Regions from separate parts of the Homo sapiens genome. Here regions 1, 2, 4, 5 and 6 are each linked to region 3. Evidence: chromatin contacts called from ENCODE Hi-C or POLR2A ChIA-PET data. All regions are on one chromosome and are shown on one strand. Each heading gives the region's core, a stretch centred on a gene start or an enhancer-like site at or near the end of the contact. The rest is flanking DNA. Distances are from core to core; before and after follow the strand shown.

Region 1 (3,125 bases), core at 9-2,508, 1.1 Mb after region 3:
ACTAAATAGCAGCTGGTCAATCGGTTAATCTGTAATTCGATGCACTTGGTAATACTAAACTCAAAGATAAGTTTTAGTGTTACAGTAGAATAAAGTGCAAAATTTTTAAGTAATAATGGATGAAATATTTATTTGAAATGCTTTCAAAACAATTCCATTCTAAAGAAAGAGGCCTAAAGGCTCCTGCACTTGTAAATAATTCTCCATGGCCAGCATAAAGCGGGTTCTATCACATCATATAGAAAAAAAAACCCCTGCGCTTTAAGTGACCCGAAATTCTGACACTGCTTTTTAGACTGCACAGTGGAGGAGACGGTATTGTTCTATGAAACGGATACATTCTACTGTCACGCTCTAAAGGAAAAATGCATGTCCCTAAAACCCAAACGTGAAGTTTCCATTAAAAGTGAATCAAAGCAGGTAGACGTCCTATTTCTTTAAAAGCCAGATACCTAGAGTTAAGTTATACACAGTTAAGGCTCCTACAAGTCACACCACTCTGACGATGGTATCTGCTCAACGACTCCAAGTCATGGCAAAACAACGCTAAGAAATATTCAGATGGAGCAGGCGGCTATGTGCAGAAAGCCGGCGCCCGCACACGGTTAGCCAGGACCGACCGGTAGCTAGTGACGCCAGACACGGTGGAGAAAGGATGGGAGCCAAGAACCGGGCGGCCTCAGACCACCACCGCAGCTCTCCCTCCCGACCACAACAAAAGCCAGACACCGACACACGCCCACGCTCACGACAGCCAAGGGACCCCCATTCACAACCCCGCCGCCACCCCCGCCCTGGTCCCCGGGACAGCAGGCTTAAGACCAAGAGAGGCCCCCGGCCGCAGCCTGGGCCTTGCAGCCGAGCTCCGCGCCGGCTGACGCTCGGCCGGTGCAGAGAAGGCCCAGCCCGGGGTTCGGCTCACTTATGGAGCGCCGTGAGGACGCCCGGCCAGAGGAGGCCTCGCTGAGTCGGGGGCGGGGCAGGTGAACGGAACCTGGTAGGGTCTCCCGAAGAACAGGGTCGACAACGCGATCCACCGGGCCCGAAAGAAGGCCAGGCCCAGTCACCGCCCGCCGCGGGCAGGCCCAAACCGCAGCGGTGAGGCCAGCCGGCACGCAATCCGGTAGCCACGACCCTTTCCAGTTCAGTGGGCGGCTACTCACGGTGTTCGGTGTTAAGGAGACGGCCGGCGGGAGGCTGACGAGAGCCGGGAGGCGTTAGCGAAGGAAGAGAAAAACCGAAGACGAAGCCACTACAGCGTCGCAGCGCGGCGCGGCGTCTGCTTTATAGGAGAGGGCGCAGGCGCCGAGGACCCCGGGGCGCGCGGCGTCACATCGCGGCTGGGCTGGCCGCCGAGATCGCCTGACGGCAGGCCGAGAACGGCTGGGCGGGCCCAGGCCGGGAGGCGGCAAGGAGCTGCCGGGGGCGGCTGGCCGGGGGATCGGGGGGCCGGAAGAGTTTTCGCCTCTCCCCAGCTCTGAAAGCGCCGCGCTGTCTCGTCAACTGGGTGCCGGACCCCGACTGGCCTAGAAAGGTCTTTCAGGCAGCGGTGCCCTAAGCCGAGTGAAAGACCCCAGTTAAAAAGCCTGGAAAAAACAAAACCGGGCGAGTGTGTGCGTCTCTGTGTGTGTTCCTGGGAACAACAGAACGGGGCGTGTGTGTGTGTGTTCACTCCTGGGGGGGGCTGCGTGTGTGTGTACGCGCGTGTGTTCATTCCTGAGGTGTATGTGCGCGCGCGGGTGTGTGTGTTCATTCCTGGGGTGGGGTGGGGTGGGGGTGGGGCGCTTGTGTGTGTGTGTTTTACTACTGAACTGATACAGCTTGTCCAGCTTCCATTCTCCACGGTAACCCTCCGAGGTGAAATAGTGTTAGCCTTTTCGCCTCTGCAGTGAGGGAACAGGTTCGGAACGGTTAAGTGGCAGAGCTAGGATTTGAACCTTACTCCACAATTAGGTGCTGTTAGCCCTTATTTCCTACTATTGACTTCTAAAGAGGCTTCCATGCCAAACATAGCCATCGTTATAGGGAAACCCCAAGTCTAGAGAGATGGCTCCATCTAGCAGTAGGTACCTACTCCTTCACTAAACATGCTTTGAGCCCGACGTGCGAGGCGTGGTGCTGGGGATTCCGCCGTGAACCAGGCAGCCAGGGCCCGGCCTGGACGTAACTCTTCTCTAGGGTGCTCCCAGGAAGGCTTTGATGAGGTCGATGGAATGAAGCCAGCTGTAAAGGAAAGGGAGTAGTCTGAAAGCCCCACCCTGTTCTGCTCGGGAACATTACTCTCCCCATCCTAGGAGACTGGGCGCCGGGCTCGCCTAGCCAACAGGCACGTGATGATATCCCTGACACCAGGAAGACAAAAGATACTTCCACACAGGGCCCCCTGAAGAAACCAGAGATGTACAGTGCCTCTGGGATGGGACTGGGCAGGAAGGCCAAGCAGCTCCTTGAGTTACCAGGTCTTTGTCTACAAGCCTATCCAGTGTCTGCCAGGTGCCACAGCTGATGACAGAAGATGAAACGCCTGCAGCTCTCAGACATTTTCTTTGCAGCACAGCCCTGCCCTCAGCAGCTCTAGCTTCAGGCCTCCTAGGCAGGGCCCACTGGAGCCCCTTTGCTCCCCGCCTATGGCATAGAAGGTGGTACCTTATTAACTCTCTTTAAGCATTCTAAGCAGGACTGTGCAGTGTCAGGTCACACAGCCCGGGGACCCAGCACAGGGTCTGGCATAAAAGTAGGGATATATTTTTCCAAATATGTCTGAGAACCCCCTTTATTAGAATCACCAAGAAATGTCTGCTTTTAAAACAGATTTTGGGGCCGGGCGTGGAGGCTCACGCCTGTAATCTCAGCACTTTGGGAGGCCGAGGTGGGCAGATCACTTGAACTCAGGAGTTTGAGACCAGCCTGGGCAACATGGTGAAACCCCGTCTCTACAAAAAAACAAAAATTAGGTGGGTGTGGTGGTGTGAGCGTGTAGTCCCAGCTACTCTGGAGGTTAAGGTGGGAGGATCACCTGAGCCCAGGAGGCAGAGGTTGCGGAGAGCCAAGATGGTGTCACTGCACTCCAGCCTGGGTGATAGAGTGAGACCCAGTCTCAAAAAAATAAATAAAACATATTTCAT
Region 2 (3,282 bases), core at 176-2,675, 1.1 Mb after region 3:
CCCCAGCCCCAGCCTGGGGAAAGGAGGAAAAGTGGGCACCCTAGCCCGGAGGTGGCGGGGGAGGGGGGTGTGGGGGCTGGTGTCCGAGACACCCGGCTGGGCGGGCACAGATAGGATCTGAACACAGGGAAGCATGGCCTAGCTCTTTGATCCACAGCCAGCCACGCTGGGCCTGGACCCGGAGGGAGGCACGGCTGTCTTCCGGCCCGGCTTTGCACCGCTGCCAGGGGTCCTGTGGGGCCCTCAGAGGGAGAGGCGTCCAATACCCGGCCCTCCCCCAAATACCCTCTATCCCAACTGCTCTCAGAAGAGGCGTGAGCGTCTACAGTGAACCCAGCACAGAAACCTGCTAGGGGAGCTGCTGTTGACTGCATCGCGATCCAAAGGACCGGCGTCTTTTGTAGATGCAGGGGCTGAGCCAGGCCAAGCGCGCCGTGGAGGCCCGCGTGGACGCAGACCCGGGTGCCATACAGATGCGCTGGAATCCAGGCACTTTCCCGCGCTCCGCAAATCTAGATGTTTCAGCCTGGATCGAGCGAGGGTTAGAGGGTTAGTCAGGCCAGGGTCAACTTCAGAGTCATGGGCTCCCTAAATGCGACTTCTAGGGTTGAGTTGCTGTGGACGAGCGACCCATGTCGGAATCCCGCGCCCACGTGGCTGCCCAAAGTTCCGAGTCTCCGGGCTGCAGGTTCTAGTCACGGAACCGAGTTGGGAGAGTCATAGGGGCTGGGACTTGGAGGATCGGCTGAGGTCCGGTGCTCTTGGCTGTGTTCGCGGCTCGGAGCCGTCGCCTGACTGAGGGGCCCGTCACAGATGTGTGATGTATAAGCTCTGCACGCAACAGGAGCTCAATAAATGTGCGAAGGGGGGTATACTTATGTTCGCACTGTATGCAGGCGGCCTAGAAGGAAGTCCCTGATTGGCACAGGGATGGAGGATGGGGCAAGAGCCGCAACAGCGCCGCGGAGTTCCAACGCTGCCGGTTCCCTGGGGTACGAGCACAGCCTCAAGCAGCCTCAAGCCCTAGGAAGCCCCCAGTTCAAAGCACAGGGCGCATTGGAGCCTGGGCACGATACAGTTCACACCACGGCTGCGATGGTAAGCCACGCCCAAGTCCCAAGGGCCTAGGGGACCCCCGCCCTCCACAGCCGGAGGAGAAACCTGGGCGCAGAAAGCAGGGGGAATATCTGGTTGTAGGTGAGTAAGCGGGGTCAGGAGTTCCCGTTAGAGTCTCTGCGTTTCGGGAGAAGGGTGATCATTCCCAGGCTTGTCCGACGTCTCTCTCAGGGTGCGCTCCGGAAGAGCGAGCCCTTTAAGGCTATGCCGAGTGGGCGCGTCCCGGCCTCTCCCGGGAGAGGAGAGGCGGGGCGGACCTGTGTCCCGCCCCCGGCCCGGCCCGCCCCCAGTGCCCGCCCCGCCCCCGGCACTCGGCCGGCGGCGCCTTTGATGTTCCGACCCGCCAGCTCGCGGAGCCGCTCTGCCCCGCGCCCTAGCCCGCGCCTGCAGCCCGCCCAGGCGGAGTCAGCCCGCGCTCCGCCCGCCGCGATCCGAGCTCGGAGGTTCGGACTCCGGGCTCGCCGCCCCCCGGGCCGGCTCCGCGCCCCGCACTCCCGGCGCCCAGCGCCCCGCGCCCCGGCGGGCGGAGCGCACCATGCCGCAGCTGGACTCCGGCGGGGGCGGCGCGGGCGGCGGCGACGACCTCGGCGCGCCGGACGAGCTGCTGGCCTTCCAGGATGAAGGCGAGGAGCAGGACGACAAGAGCCGCGACAGCGCCGCCGGTCCCGAGCGCGACCTGGCCGAGCTCAAGTCGTCGCTCGTGAACGAGTCCGAGGGCGCGGCCGGCGGCGCAGGGATCCCGGGGGTCCCGGGGGCCGGCGCCGGGGCCCGCGGCGAGGCCGAGGTGAGCCCCCGCCGGCGCCGGCTCCTCCCCCGCGGTCGCCGCGCCGCGCCGCCCCAGTTGCGCGCGGCCCTCGGGGTCTCCAGCGCGCAGAGCGTCCCTGCCCCGGCGTCGGCCCCGACCCCCGCGGTCCCACCGCCCCTCACTCCCCTCCGGTTCTCCCTCCAGGCTCTCGGGCGGGAACACGCTGCGCAGAGACTCTTCCCGGACAAACTTCCAGAGCCCCTGGAGGACGGTGAGTTTCTGCCCGGCCCGGCTTCCCTTCGTCGCGCTCAGGCCCTGGCCTCGGTGGGACGGGGACGCCAAGGACCGCGGGGAGCCGGGTGCCTCCCCCACCGCAGCTCAGGAGGCGGCAGAACCCAGGGGTGGAGAGTGGGGGGCGGGCTTCCCGGGCGCCGCCGGGTCGAGTCACTTCCGGTGCCCTGACCTTTATAGGAGTAAACAGACCCCCGCCATCCCCGCCTCCCCTCCTGCCCAGGTGACTGACTAATCCGCCGCCTTCAGGAGACAGAATTGGCCAAGGTTTCTTGGTTGGAGGGCGGGGGGTGGGAGGTCAAGTAGGGGCCACCTCGGGGAGGCCTGCCCTCCAGGTCCTTCCCCTAAAACTTGGCACTGCCGATACTCCCAGCCCGTTCCTTCCCAAGTCAGGAACTTGCAGGGGACCCCTTGGCAATTCTTTTTCTCTCAAGAGCAGACAGCCTTCAGTCCCAGCCGCTGCCAGGGCTGGTGTGTCTGACCCAGCTGTGGTTTTTCCAGGCCTGAAGGCCCCGGAGTGCACCAGCGGCATGTACAAAGAGACCGTCTACTCCGCCTTCAATCTGCTCATGCATTACCCACCCCCCTCGGGAGCAGGGCAGCACCCCCAGCCGCAGCCCCCGCTGGTAAGTGGACCCCGCAGCCAGTGCCGCCCTGTGCTTGCAGCCTCCTTGACCAGGTAGGTGAGGCACCGGCAAGAGACTTCTGCCTGGAACAAAATAGACGAGACTCCTGTGCTGGTCTTTTCTCCCATACACACCCGGTGGGATCTGAACCAAAAGGAGAACTTTGCTGAAGGAAGGAGGGGCCGCCCTGGGGCACCCCCCTGCCCTCTGCCTCTTGGCTTTTGTCTTCCCAGCTTGCTCATAAGCAGGTGCAGGCTCTGTCCTGGTGCTGGGTGATGCCAGGGTGGGGTCTTCTTAGAGAACTTTTGAGCCGAGACCACCCTTGCTCCTCGCTGCTCTGATCTGAGCTCAGAGCTTTGCAATTAACTTTCTAACTAGCCCAGGAAACCCTGAGCCTCCTTGGCGCTTGGAGGAATGGGCAGGAAAGCTGATCTGTTCAGGTCCCCTGGTTGTGCAGGAGAAACGTGCTGTGTTCGGTCGGCTGTGTCCTGACGGGCGTGAGTG
Region 3 (3,127 bases), core at 168-2,667:
CAAGTTTTAATGGTAATCAACCCGGGTTTGGGGTTGCTCCTATAGAGTGAAGTACCTCCGGAGGTGGCAGGAAATGCAGGTATTTAAAGGGAAGGGCATACCAGGGCAATGTAATTTCTTCTTTGCTCATTCACTTTTAAAATGGCTGAAGGGCAGGTACTCTAGCCTTGAGACCTTCAACTCATGATGTACCCTCCAGCAACGGAGAATTTCTTTTTAGTCCTTAAACTATGGTCTCTATTGCTAGTTTTCCAAACTTGAACACAGCCTTTTCCTTTTCTGGGAAGTTGTCCTAGTCTCCACCATTCTGTGCATATAGCACTCGCCATTCTGTACTGGGGTCACCTTTACTTGTTTAGCCACCCTCATGATGGGGATGATCCAGGTTTTGCAGAGGTGAAACTTATATACCATTGGGGGGCCCTACAAATACACAAAACAAATAATTAAAACGACAAATCACAACACATTACTAGAGACTTGGAGATTCAGATTCTCCTTAGATCTCTCTGGGTAATTTATTAGAAATGCTTACATAGATTTGCTTCCTAATCTCAAGCTGGCTTCCCCTCTCCACAACTCAGCAACTATCTATTCTCCCAGGAGGCCATACAAGCGAGGGGCCCTGAAGCTTAACATTTATTAACTTCATGTAAAGGTCTGAGCGGACCTTTCAGGCCAGGCAGCGTGTCACTTGCCTGTGTTCCTTGTTAGGGCCTACCACCGGGTAGGTGCTTGGAATGTGCTGTGGATTAAAGGCTTAAATCCTGCGGGCCCCTCAATCTGATCTAAGGACATGAGTGGCTTAGAGAACGGCGCAACAAGGCTAAGCGAAAGAAAACAAAGCGGTGTGGCTGGGAGTGGGCTCCTTCCCTCCGCTGGTGAGGGTGCGATCTTAGACTCTTGAGAGAACCCGACATAAAGGCCGCGTTCCAATGGCGGCCTTCTCCCCTACCGGCCAACCTGCCCCGAAAAGAGCAGAAGGCACCCTGCGGGATCTGCAGATCAGCTTGCGTCTCATTCTGGGGCACCGACACGGTGGAATGCAAGACACCCCACTACCGGAAGTTTCTTTGATGTTAAGAAAAACGGCGGAAGTAGGCCGCAGCGCTTCCTCAGTATAGTGCCTCGAGCTGGCTCGCCTACTTTCTACGGTAAAGGGAGGTGCTCCACATCTCTATGCAGCTGTGCAGCGCCGCAGGTTCCATGCGCAGGCTCGGTTGGCTAAATGCGCTTTCCAGCCATCTTTCAGCCACCCAGTCCTTTCCCAGGTTCTCGAGCCAGGACGTGACGTATTCAGACGTACTGGGGGCGGGGCCTCAAGGGGAAAAGCGCCTGAGCCGGGATATCGCGAGAACATCCCGTTCTTTCGTAGCTCTGGTGCTGCGGCTCCGCTCTCGTCGCAACGAGATCTTTCGAGATCTTCTCCGCCCCCGCTACCGGCGCCTCCTCTGCGGCCACTGAGCCGGAGCCGGCCTGAGCAGCGCTCTCGGTTGCAGTACCCACTGGAAGGACTTAGGCGCTCGCGTGGACACCGCAAGCCCCTCAGTAGCCTCGGCCCAAGAGGCCTGCTTTCCACTCGCTAGCCCCGCCGGGGGTCCGTGTCCTGTCTCGGTGGCCGGACCCGGGCCCGAGCCCGAGCAGTAGCCGGCGCCATGTCGGTGGTGGGCATAGACCTGGGCTTCCAGAGCTGCTACGTCGCTGTGGCCCGCGCCGGCGGCATCGAGACTATCGCTAATGAGTATAGCGACCGCTGCACGCCGTAAGTGTGGGCCGGGCCTGCCGCGTGCACTGGGGTTAGGAGATAATGCTTGTTCCAGTCTGGGACCCTCGCTGCTTGGGGAACGCGGGCCGAGGAGTCGCCTCCGTTCCGAGCCGAGGTCCCGGTAGGTCAGGGACCCCCAGTAGGTATTAGGACACTAGGGGCCGCGGCCCACTATGAGCGTGGGTGTGTGCTAAGCGCGAGGGCCTTTTCCCCGGTGGCCCGTCGGCCGAAGAAAGGCTTCTGGCCGGTACTCGGACCAGCGGAGGGCACGGGTAGGAACTGGAAGGACTGCAGGCCTAGGATGTAAACGGATCGCGGTCCTTTTCTTGAGGGCAGAGACCAGGCCCAGGTCGTACTGAGTCTTTTGAGTCCAACAGAAAGCTCAGAACTTTGCACACAGCAGGCGCTTAATAATAGTTGAATCGAACGGGTTCTGGGGCTTGCCAGCCGCGAGACCGTGGAGCGGTCAGCGTCCCACGTGAGTGGGGGCGGGGCAGCGCCCGGAAGAGAGCGAGCTGGAGCAGCCTCAGGCACGGGTTCCGGATGGACTCGGGGTCTTGAGATTGGGTTGGCACGGATAGGAATTTAATAAAATCGGTGCTCTTATGATAACTTTGCAATCGCTTTTGTTTTCCACATTATTTCGGGATATTGTGCTATATTGGGTCACTCTCTGTTTTGTGCGCGTTAACCCCTCAATAGGGTTGCACTTTAACGATAATGCATTCTAACCAGTGTGTTGGCCACAATTGTTAGTGGCTCAAGGGCCCGCCTTGACTTCTAGAACCCATAGTAAGTTTTGGGACCAGCATAGACACAGTTCTAAAAAATGGTGGGTCACTCAGGTCTTTCACTGGTTACAGTGTCTGCCTTTTGAATACTTGTAGATACATTTTAATCCGTTGTCGTGTTCTTAGACAAAATCTTGTAAGAAGTTCTGTATTATTTGCCATTCAGGGTCTCTCTTCTTTTTTTTTTTTTTTTTTTCTTTTTTGAGACAGACAGGGTCTCACTCTGGCTGCCCAGGCTGGAGTGCAGTGGTGCGATCTTGGTTCACTGCAGCCTCGACCTCCCTGGCTCCTGGCTCAGGTGATTCTCCCACCTCAGCCTCCTGAGTAGCTGGCGTTGCAGGCGTGCGCCACCATGCTTGGCTAATTTTATTTATTTTTAGTAGAAATCGGGTTTCACTATGTCACTCAGGATGGTCTCGAACTTCTGGACTCAAGCAGTCCTCCAGCCTCGGCCTTCTGGAGTACTGGGCTTACAGGCATGAACCACCGTGCCCTGCCCAGGGGCTCACTTGTTATTGATTGATTGAGATGGAGTCTCGCTCTGTCGCCCCAGGCTGGAGTGCAGTGGCAT
Region 4 (2,927 bases), core at 197-2,696, 1.8 Mb after region 3:
TAATAAGCTCTAGAACTGTGGGCTCTTTTATCCATGTCCATTGTTTCATATTCTTCTGGACCCACAAGATGGCACTTGAGGATCTACAACAGCAAAACCATACCAACGTATTTAGAATAAAAGAATCATCCACAGGGACAGATTAATGATGCATCTTTCTGGCCTAACAGTGTCTTTTTGATGGGCATAGAGATAAGGGGACTATGGCCACACCATCAGAATTGTATTATTCAATTAATAATGCCTACCACTTTGAAATGCTTCCTGTGCCCCAGGACACTGTGCTCATCACTTTACATCTCATTTCATCTATAAGACTCTATATAACGTCATTTCCACTTTACAGCTGAAGAAACTTAACTTTAAGTTACATAACCTGCTGACTGTGAACTATCACATGTGCTGAAGTTGGGATTCACCAAGCGGCCAAAAAGCACAGGTTCCCCTTACCATTGCTATGTTAACCAATAGACTGATGTATTTTAAATCAGTTTCTATTTTTTCAACCTCATAAGTTTGAAAAGCTGCACTCTGCACTGATTTAGCACTGACTGGTGGCTGCTTAAAGCTTGCCTTATTCCATTTTAGCAGGCCCCCCGGCAAAATACCCCAATTAGTGGTGTCATCCTCTCTATTCCAAGAATTTTCTCTTAAGACTCCCGCTCTGTGCGTTTGCTTGGGAATGCAGAGCCCTGTTCCTCATCTCCCCATCTATGCTTTCTTCATTCTAAGCCCTTTCCTATCTACTTTATGCTCGAGGTGGCTCCACCTCCACCATGAGCCAGAGCCAATGATGCTCACGGCCCCAACCATGATTAAAAAGAGATTGCCCTGCAAGGTAAATCAGTTAAAACCAACCTCTCCTGCCCTGAGTGGATAGGTAGGGTTAGGGTTGCCAGATGTCACGAAGTTACAGGATGCTCAGTTTTAAGGTATATCCCTTATACTATAAGGGTTATAGTAAAAAATATTCATTATGTGAAATTCAAATATAACTGGGTATCAGGTATTCTATGTGGCAACCCTAGGTAGGGGAGCACAGGTTAGGCAAGCGATTAGAAGATTTGCAGCCTCCAAAGTTTCTGCACCTCGATGGGACACTAGAACAGGAAGGCTCCTGGGCCTTTCTGGCTCTGGGAATGAAGCGTGGAAAACCCTCCTTAGGCGGGCGCAGTGCTTCAAGTAGCCAAGCTCTGACTTCCGAGGGAAGAAAGGAGGCCATGGGCCTCTGCCAGAGCCATGCTCTGCACTCTGGGGTCAGCAGAGTTCAAAACGACCTGCAACGTCTGGCGCTTAGCTCCTAAAGAGGTCTCCAGTCCAGCGCCGACGGCCAGCGGCTAGAGGCCGTCCGCCCGACTCCAAGATGGCGCCCGCCACAGCTGCCAGGTGTTAAGATGGCGGCGCGGGGCCGCGCCCGCGCTCCCAGGCTCTCCTCCCCCAGCCTTCCTCCGGCTGGCAGCACGACTCGCGTAGCCGTGCGCCGATTGCCTCTCGGCCTGGGCAATGGTCCCGGCTGCCGGTCGACGACCGCCCCGCGTCATGCGGCTCCTCGGCTGGTGGCAAGTATTGCTGTGGGTGCTGGGACTTCCCGTCCGCGGCGTGGAGGGTGAGTGTGGGCCGGGGGCGGTGCATGAGATGATGGGGCGAGCTGAGGTCCACCCGGGCGACGCTCTGGACCTGCGCGAAGGCCGGCGGTGCGCGACTCGCCCCTTCTTGGCGTCTCCCCGGGCGCGTCTCCCCGACTTCTCTCCCCGCGCACCGCCCGCTGGTGGCCCGCGAAAGGGGGCCGGTGGGCTGAGGGCCGGTGGACGGGAGCCCGGGGGTGGTTGGGCCGCGTTCAGGCCGCCCTCAGCCCGTGGCTGGTAGCCAGGAGGGACAGTGCGGTAAGCGCTGCTGAGGCATACCCTCTGGTGATAAGCAATTTATTATTAATAACATTATATCAAATACCGACATTGTTGTGGCCGTATTAGGAGCCAGGAACTGTGCATCGTGCTTTATTTACATCATTATCCCATTTAATGCTCCCACAAACCCTGTCAGATCGGTTCCGTTTAGTGTCTCCATTTCACAGATGAAGATGCTCAGGCCCCGCCTAAGTTTGCGCTTCTGATACGTGGCAGAAGCCTGTCTCTCTGACGCCAAAGCCCAGTCTGGAGTCCACGCTGCTGGACCACTGTCTTAAGGAGGCCAGTCTTGCTCAGCTCCCTGCATGAAAAACAGACGAGAAACACGGGAGACTCCCGGTAACCCCCAACTTGCCGGTAGGGAAGGCAGCCACTCTAGAGGCATGGCGAGGGTGGAGAGTGGAGGCCTTACTTTCATGCTCCTTCACCCCACTCCTCATAGTCCTGTTAAAGTCCAGACCCTCGGTCTCGCTTGTCATTTAGACCTTAACAGGAATAGGCAGGTCTTTCTTTTCCCTGGGGTGTCCTGGATGGAGGCAGGACAGCAGAGAGTTGTGGAGAAGGGTGAGTCATAGTAACACAATTACCATGAATGAAAGCGCTCACTGTGTACCAGATGCTGTGCTCAGTGCTTTACGAGCATCATCTTTTGGAATCTTTACTGTTTTGTTTTTGTTTTTTTAAGGGATGAGGGCTTGCTCTGTTGCCCAGGCGGGAGTGCAGTGGCCCATCATGGCTCCCTGCAGCCTTGAACTCCTGGGCTTAAGTGATCCTCCCACCTGTTTCCCAAAGTGCTGGGATTACAGATGTGAGCCACTGCTCCCGGTTTATGTAATTTTTATTTTTATTTTTTTTTGAGATGGAGTCTCGCTCTGTTGCCCAGGCTGGAGTGCAGTGGCGCGATCTTGGCTCACTGCAACCTCTGACTCCCGGGTTCAAGCGATTCTCGTGCCTCAGCCTCCTGAGTAGCTGGGATTACAGGTGCCTGCCACCACACTGGGCTAATTTTTGTATTTTTAG
Region 5 (3,232 bases), core at 464-2,963, 1.5 Mb after region 3:
AGAATAAACAATCTTCAGTCTTGGAGAGGGAAGGCGACTCCGGTGTCCATTCACAACTCACCCACGTGCCTTCAAAGCCAAAGGTGAGCTGAAAAATTATTGGATAATCTGAGGGGCAGCCGACCATGAGGGGGAAGAAAAAGTTGGCCACGATGCTTTGGGGATGTTGGGCCAGGCTCCCCACAACCTCCTCCCGAGGCCAGACCCACCCCCTCCCCAGCTAGAGGCATTCCGAGGAGGTTGGAGCTTGACCCCCGATTCCTCCCCAACCAGGAGGCCAGTCCTTCTCCTTCCTCGAGAGAAGGTGAGCTCGGCGGGCGCAGCGGGTTGGGTGGGTGTGGCCCGCGGCTCCGGGAACAGACCCAAGGCCCCGCCACCGCCGGCTAGCAGCCCGACAGCCCGCCCGCCTGGCGAGCGCAGGCTCTTCTTCCAGAAACTGCGAGGATCCGAGCGTACTGTTTGTGCACCACAAGGTCAAGTCGGGAAGTGGAGCCGGAGGAGGAGGGGCGAGGAGGCGAAGGGTGGGGAGAGGGGCGCCCCGCTTCCTCGCCATGTGCCAGCCTTTGGAAGTTACCCCTCGGTTTTTAACCCTTTCGGGGTAATGGGAAGGAAGAGCAAGGAGGAAGGGGTCGCCCCGGGGCAAAATCCTGCTGGGGCCAGGATGTGCAACCACCCACCCACCCGCTCATCACTGCCTTCTCCACCCCCCGGAAATGCGGGGCAGCGCTAGGCGCCAGGAGGCACCCGGGAGGGGGGAGGGGGCGACGAGCCCAATGGGGACCCTCTCTACGGACCGCCCCTCTTTTCTTGAGGTCGCCTACAATTTCAAGTTCCCCCGCCCGGAATGTTAGTTTTCCATTTGGAGTGGGTGCGGGGAGGAGGGCCGCGCCCCCTCCCCAAGACTCGCGTTCGCCCCTCCACTCCCCTCCTGCCAGCACTTTCTGCTCACTTCTGGTGCTGCAAAACGCCACGCAATTTATTCGATTCGCATTTTAAAACCAGCGATTCAGAAGCAGGGCCTAGGGCGAGGGTCTTCCAGCGCTGGAGCCCCGGGGGGCGGGGTGCTCAGTGCAAACCTCGTTCCCTCCGCGAGTGTCGCCTCCAGGCTGTTATTTGCAAAGAAACGTCTTTTTGACGCAGGGAGAAATGGCAAATTTTAAGTACGTCATTAATATGGCGCCAAAAGATTTTTTTAAGTATAAGCTCGCTTTTTTTTTTTTTTAAGGTTGCGGGGGGCGCCGCCCGGGTCTGGGGCGCGTAGGGGGCGGGGTGTGAGCAGAAAGTGTGAGTGAAAGAGTGGAGGGGCGGGGTATGTGTGTGAGTGTGTGAAGTGTGAGCAGACCTGATGGGACTTGCACGGGCGCAGCCGCCGCTCGGGCCCGGCCCTGGGGACAGGGCGGGCTAGGGGCGCCCCAGAGTCCATGGGGAGTCCGGGCCCAGGGTGCCAGCAGGCGTGGTGGTGGGGCTGCGAGGGAGGGCACCCTTCCCCCACGGGGCCCGCAACGCTACCTGGACTCCCCGCCGGAGCCAAACAACTGGGCGGGGGGTTGGGGGGGCGGCGACGGGGGTGTCGGGAGCGGAGATCCGAGTGAATAAGAAAAAAGTGGCTACTCCCCCTCCCTCGCTCCTCCTGCCCGCCCCCACCCCACCCCCACCCCAACACATTTTTTTTTTCTAAAGAGATCACAAGGAAGTCTTGGTTTAAAAAGAAACAGAAACATACACAGGGGGTTGGTGAATGGTGCCGACCGCGGCCATCGCAGTTGGAGGCTATTTTTTGGGGGGGGTGAGTAGCGTCCATGGAGTTACTTTGCGCCCACTCCTAGCGGCACCGGCTTAGGTCCTGCGGGCCGACCGTCCCCGGCGGGGGGCGTGGGGCCTGGGACGCCGCGGGCCCGGCCGCCTCCCTCGCCGCGACCCCGGATGGATGCGCGCCCCCCGCCCTCCCGCGCCGGCCCCAGGAGCTCCCGGCTTCGGGAGCATCCTTCCCGCGCCGGTCCCTGCAGCGGCGCGTAGCCGAGGGCAGCGCCCGTCAGGGGGGCACCGCGGAGCAAGGTAAGATCCAGCCCCCGGCGGATGGGCCCTGCGCATCTCCACGACGTTATTTGGCGTTTTTGCAACAGATCTGCCAGCGCTCTTCGCTCCCTCGCTCTCTCTTGCTCGCTCGCTCCCTCTCTCTCCTGCTGGCTGCCTGTTCTAGGAAGCCAGCGCGGAGAGGGGGGGGATGCACAGCACAGGGGAGAGAGATTGCGCATGTTGGTCAGTCGTGTTTTAAAGAGTACAGTGCGGGGAGGCTGAGAGGGGCGCATGCAACAACAACTTTTGGAAGGGTGAGCTTGGCGACCTTCTTTATTAATGACTGCGGCAAAGCGCCCCCGGGCCGGCGAGGGGGCGCGGGCGGGCGGGGGCGCGCCAGGGCTGCAACTTCCCCGCGGGCTCCGGCCGGGCGTAGGGGCTGCGGCGGGAGATGGGTACGGTGGGGAGGTCGAGCGGCCCGGGCGGGGGCTCCGAGAACCTGGAGCTATCTGCCCTCCTGTCTCCCCGAGTTTCATTTTGTTGATACGCAGCACGTCCGGGCGCCGAACCGGGCTGAGCCGGTGCACATGACCTCGCGCTGGGCTCACGTGCAGCCGGTCCGGTCCCAGACACCTTCCGGGGGCCACCGCCTCCGCCCTGTCGCCCCCTCTCCCGGCCCGGTGCACGCGGGCGCTGCACGCGGGGGCAGCATGCTCGGCTCCTGGGGTTGGAGGCTCTGCACAAATTAGACAGTTTTTTTGGAGGGGCGGGGGACACCCTTTCCAGGTGAGTGTGGAGGGTGCGGAGCCTCGGCGCCAGGGGTGAGGACTGGGGTCGGGGGCAGCCTCCACCTCCGGGGCCGCGCGGTAGTCCAGCTGGGGAGAGGCGCTGGGAGAGTGGAAATGTACCGGCGGCGGCCGGAGCGGCGGGTGCGCGCCCGCGGGGCGACGGCAGGGGGCGTGGCCCTTGTTTACCTTCTCCCAACTCTGCCGGTTCGCGTCCCGCTTCAGGGACGGATCCGCAGTCCCCAGCCCTCTGCCTAGGGCCCTGCACCATGGGTGGTACCAGGAAGATGCCGGCTTGTGGCGGACCCCGTTTGGGACGCACACACCTGACTCTCAAATGAGTGACATTGCAGCCCCCGCCCCCACCTAGCGCTGCTGCAGTCCCTTTGCCGGATCCCCGGCCCCGCCCCGCCCCCGGCAGTGGCATCTTC
Region 6 (2,900 bases), core at 400-2,899, 1.4 Mb before region 3:
AATTAGCCGGGCGTGGTGGCGCCTGCCTGTAATCCCAGCTACTCCGGAGGCTGAGGCAGAAAAATCGCTTGAACCCGGGAGGTAAAGGTTGTAGTGAGCCAATATCGCGCCATTGCACTCCAGCCTGGGTGACAGAGTGAGACTGTTTCAAATAAAAAATAAAATAACATTAAATTAAATTAAATTGAAACCTGCAATACACATCGTAAGCCTTGTATAATACTTTCCAATGCTATAAAGGCTGTAAGATAATTCGCCTACTGAAATTCATAAATCAGCTCACATTGACTTCAAGAATCATCATAAGGAAACAAACACTCATCGAATTATAAATGTATATCTCAAAAAGAGAACTCTGGAAAGTGGTAGAATTTGTGTTGTTCCTATGCAAACATCAGGATCTTCAATAACATAATTTGACCTATCATGGCTTCCGTTGTGACCTGAATAATTGTCACGACCCAAAAGGTCAGCCCAACGTTACTGAGACTCAGTATGCAAAACACTACATATCTGAAAAACTCCAAAGTGAAGAATTAACCAAAGCATTTCATTTCATTTACTGCAACTTTAAACAAAACAATCCAATAATCCACTCACACTGTTTAGTGTTTTGTTTAGAAAATATGTCCCACTTGTTATAGAAACCTCCAAATCAAGGAAAACCTTCCCCAAAACCTTAGCATTCTACCGGGATAAGCAAAGCTAACAGGTTTTAGTTATATGCCTGAAAACTAGCCTTCATGAAGGTCGAATGAAAAATCTTTTAAGCTGATGCCATAACTGTTAACTCGACACAGCAAATTTTGGATCCAAGTACAAAATACTGTAAAATTTCCCAGTGACAGTCTGAAAAAGTACCTACAGTGGTGTTCTTTAAACATGCATCATCTACTACAGAATTCACCATTTGACTGGATGTAAACTTTTAAACTAACTTTGAAAACTTTATCTTTTTTTTAGGCAACTGTACAATATTTCAGAGACCTTTAAAGAAAAACTATTTCTAAATTACATGGCTGAGATACTTCCCTTACAATTTCCATCTCGTTTTTCATAGTCTACTTAAACGAATGGGCATCTAACTGCGAAACTCATATTACCCAACTCAGAAAATACGACTTAGTAATGGTGCTTTCTTAACGACACTCAGAAGCCCCCGGCAAGGACGGGTACGCGGGTTAAGACCGCATCACAGGCAGGAAGGGCGGTCGGCACCCTGCTGGCGACAAGGGCCTGGGTCAGGGAAGAGACTCAAGCGAACAGATTCCCAGTAGCAGGTGCGAGACTCTGGCAAGAGGGCAGTCGCCGCGGATTTCGGACAGACAGGAGGATGCTGTCTACTGGACTGTGAGACGCACATAAAGGTCAACCAGCCTCACCTCGGGAGTCCGCTCGGGTGGCTTCTTCCTCAACGCCTGCCTAGCGCCAGGGTCCACGGGTGAGTTCATGGCCACGGCCCGGGTACTCCGCAGCCTGCCCTTAGCAGCCCACGCCACAGTTCATTCACACTAGGTAGCGGGTGCGGTACCTTTCCCCCGCCCCAAGGAGGGAACTTCGCGCCGTAACAAGGTCCGAACTCTAGCAAACAACCCTTCGCAACGCCCGCCTAAGGCCTCTACCCACGCGCGACTGGCCGGAGACAAGTCTGCGCGGGGGCGGGGGAGAGTAAGTGCGCATGCGCAGCACGCACGCGCACGCTAAGAAACGCCCAAGGGAGTAACTCCACTGTGACGTTAAAATTGGGGCGGTGCGAGTAAGTCGTTTCCTGCTGTCGTCGTGAGATTTAAAGACACCTCGCGAGACCTCACCTAAATCAGTCACGGGGTCTGCCTTGGCGTTGTGGTTCCGTCTTCTCCATCCGTTGGAGACACCGGAAACGCGCTGAGGACCTGAGCAAAAATAGCATTTTGGGGCAGAACCGTGGGGAGGCGTTCTGACTGGAGAGAACTGTTGTGCCCAAATCCGGAAGCCCAGGGTGTGGCCAAGTCCGGCTTTGCGCTCTCCTCTGCAACTTCTACTGCCGACTTTGAATATGCGGAAGTAGAAGCCGCCATTCGGCAAAGAAGGAATTCCACGCACACCTCATATCTCTTTAAATAAAACGAGATCTCTTGTGAAAGCTGCCGACAGAGAAGTGCTTGATCTATTCGAAACGGACGTCCTGAGACCAGGGCAGAGAAAGCAAACATTCACGGCCAGGATAGGCAGCCGGTGCCGCGGCCAGCTCACGATTACCTTTGAGTCAAAAAACTAGATTTAGACTGCGTTCTTGTAACTAAATGCCCGGGGCAGCCCTCCCTCAGGCAACTGCGTTTAGGGTTGGGACTCGAGTGGCAACTTTTGCAATACTTTTTACATTCTAGTCTGCTTCCCAACAGACCGAATAAAGCCAGTTTTGTTTCACTGCTCCCTTGGTAAGAAAAACAGACCACCCTTAGGAGCAGCCAGAGAGCTGCTGAGGCCGTTTCAACAATAAGCTCACTGACAATTCCAGAATCCATCGTTCTAGGATACTCCTTACCCTTTCTCATAAGTTCATAGGTAACTAACTTTGGCGACACCACCTTTCCACTGAATTTTAAGCTCCTTGATGGCTGTAACTACATCTAGGTACACCTTGGTATTTCTCACAGCAGTTAGCATAGTTCACTAAATAACAAGGTGATTTATGATTATGACATGCTTTCCAATTAATGACTGCTTCACAGTAATTTTAATGACGTAATAAGAGTTAAAATTATATTTGAAAACAATGAGAGTTCAGGCTACAACACCGTTTCTGGGACCGGCAATGACTTAAGGACTGTTTTCTGTTGGTCCTGGGGCTTGCCCAAACTGGGAGTTTACAACATACTATTAGCATTTCTCTTTTTCAGGTATAGATCAAAAACTTTACC

What was found. A loop is a pair of places that touch in the nucleus more often than their neighbours do. ChIA-PET counts read pairs that join two places held with the same protein, here RNA polymerase II (POLR2A). Pooled maps may share reads with other maps.
Region 1: a loop to region 3 is called in a pooled map, with 19 times the contacts of the local background. The contact joins the promoter of SKP1 here to the promoter of HSPA4 in region 3. A Hi-C loop is called at or near these places in 10 of 50 pooled maps. POLR2A ChIA-PET finds 5 or more read pairs at or near these places in 2 of 52 experiments (MCF 10A and activated B cell).
Region 2: a pooled map shows a loop between it and region 3 (6-fold over the local background). The contact joins the promoter of TCF7 here to the promoter of HSPA4 in region 3. A Hi-C loop is called at or near these places in 6 of 50 pooled maps. POLR2A ChIA-PET finds 5 or more read pairs at or near these places in 2 of 52 experiments (BJ and H1).
Region 4: a pooled map shows a loop between it and region 3 (12-fold over the local background). The contact joins the promoter of TXNDC15 here to the promoter of HSPA4 in region 3. A Hi-C loop is called at or near these places in 7 of 50 pooled maps. POLR2A ChIA-PET finds 5 or more read pairs at or near these places in 2 of 52 experiments (CD8-positive, alpha-beta memory T cell and activated CD4-positive, alpha-beta T cell).
Region 5: a map of CD8-positive, alpha-beta T cell shows a loop between it and region 3 (11-fold over the local background). The contact joins the promoter of JADE2 here to the promoter of HSPA4 in region 3. A Hi-C loop is called at or near these places in 2 of 168 maps with a recorded cell type or tissue (CD8-positive, alpha-beta T cell and naive thymus-derived CD4-positive, alpha-beta T cell) and 11 of 50 pooled maps. POLR2A ChIA-PET finds 5 or more read pairs at or near these places in 2 of 52 experiments (CD4-positive, alpha-beta T cell and naive thymus-derived CD8-positive, alpha-beta T cell).
Region 6: a loop to region 3 is called in a map of CD8-positive, alpha-beta T cell, with 5 times the contacts of the local background. The contact joins the promoter of RAPGEF6 here to the promoter of HSPA4 in region 3. A Hi-C loop is called at or near these places in 2 of 168 maps with a recorded cell type or tissue (CD8-positive, alpha-beta T cell and naive thymus-derived CD4-positive, alpha-beta T cell), 2 of 37 single-sample maps with no recorded cell type and 14 of 50 pooled maps. POLR2A ChIA-PET finds 5 or more read pairs at or near these places in 1 of 52 experiments (CD4-positive, alpha-beta T cell).

Annotation. Positions count from the first base shown.
Region 1 is chr5:134,175,692-134,178,816 of GRCh38, forward strand. SKP1 (S-phase kinase associated protein 1) reads right to left here and starts at 1,259. Exons shown (of 6, transcript NM_170679.3): 1 at 1,164-1,259. RefSeq lists enhancers at 640-919, 1,010-1,259, 2,163-2,677 and a silencer at 1,410-1,489.
Region 2 is chr5:134,113,256-134,116,537 of GRCh38, forward strand. It overlaps TCF7 (transcription factor 7), which reads left to right and starts at 1,426. Exons shown (of 10, transcript NM_003202.5): 1 at 1,426-1,900; 2 at 2,066-2,132; 3 at 2,654-2,778. The coding sequence starts at 1,652. It also overlaps a transcript of VDAC1 not described here. RefSeq lists an enhancer at 1,063-1,292 and a silencer at 1,383-1,502.
Region 3 is chr5:133,050,596-133,053,722 of GRCh38, forward strand. It overlaps HSPA4 (heat shock protein family A (Hsp70) member 4), which reads left to right and starts at 1,418. Exons shown (of 19, transcript NM_002154.4): 1 at 1,418-1,762. The coding sequence starts at 1,656. RefSeq lists enhancers at 705-1,667, 854-903, 974-1,023, 1,214-1,393, 2,632-3,127.
Region 4 is chr5:134,872,925-134,875,851 of GRCh38, forward strand. It overlaps TXNDC15 (thioredoxin domain containing 15), which reads left to right and starts at 1,447. Exons shown (of 5, transcript NM_024715.4): 1 at 1,447-1,606. The coding sequence starts at 1,504. LOC124901071 (a long non-coding RNA gene) reads right to left here and starts at 2,474. Exons shown (of 2, transcript XR_007058943.1): 1 at 2,320-2,474; 2 at 1,907-2,208. RefSeq lists enhancers at 1,123-1,172, 1,193-1,482, 1,414-2,119, 2,013-2,082 and a silencer at 1,723-1,832.
Region 5 is chr5:134,523,957-134,527,188 of GRCh38, forward strand. It overlaps JADE2 (jade family PHD finger 2), which reads left to right and starts at 1,714. Exons shown (of 12, transcript NM_001388185.1): 1 at 1,714-2,055. It overlaps LOC124901070 (a long non-coding RNA gene), which reads right to left and starts at 1,646. Exons shown (of 3, transcript XR_007058942.1): 1 at 1,510-1,646; 2 at 950-1,127; 3 at 1-88. RefSeq lists silencers at 484-803, 1,384-1,433, 1,454-1,673, 1,804-1,883, 1,914-2,173 and 1 more.
Region 6 is chr5:131,633,580-131,636,479 of GRCh38, forward strand. It overlaps RAPGEF6 (Rap guanine nucleotide exchange factor 6), which reads right to left and starts at 1,650. Exons shown (of 28, transcript NM_016340.6): 1 at 1,383-1,650. The coding sequence starts at 1,451. RefSeq lists enhancers at 840-1,422, 1,370-1,459, 1,552-2,751, 1,760-2,009, 2,020-2,219.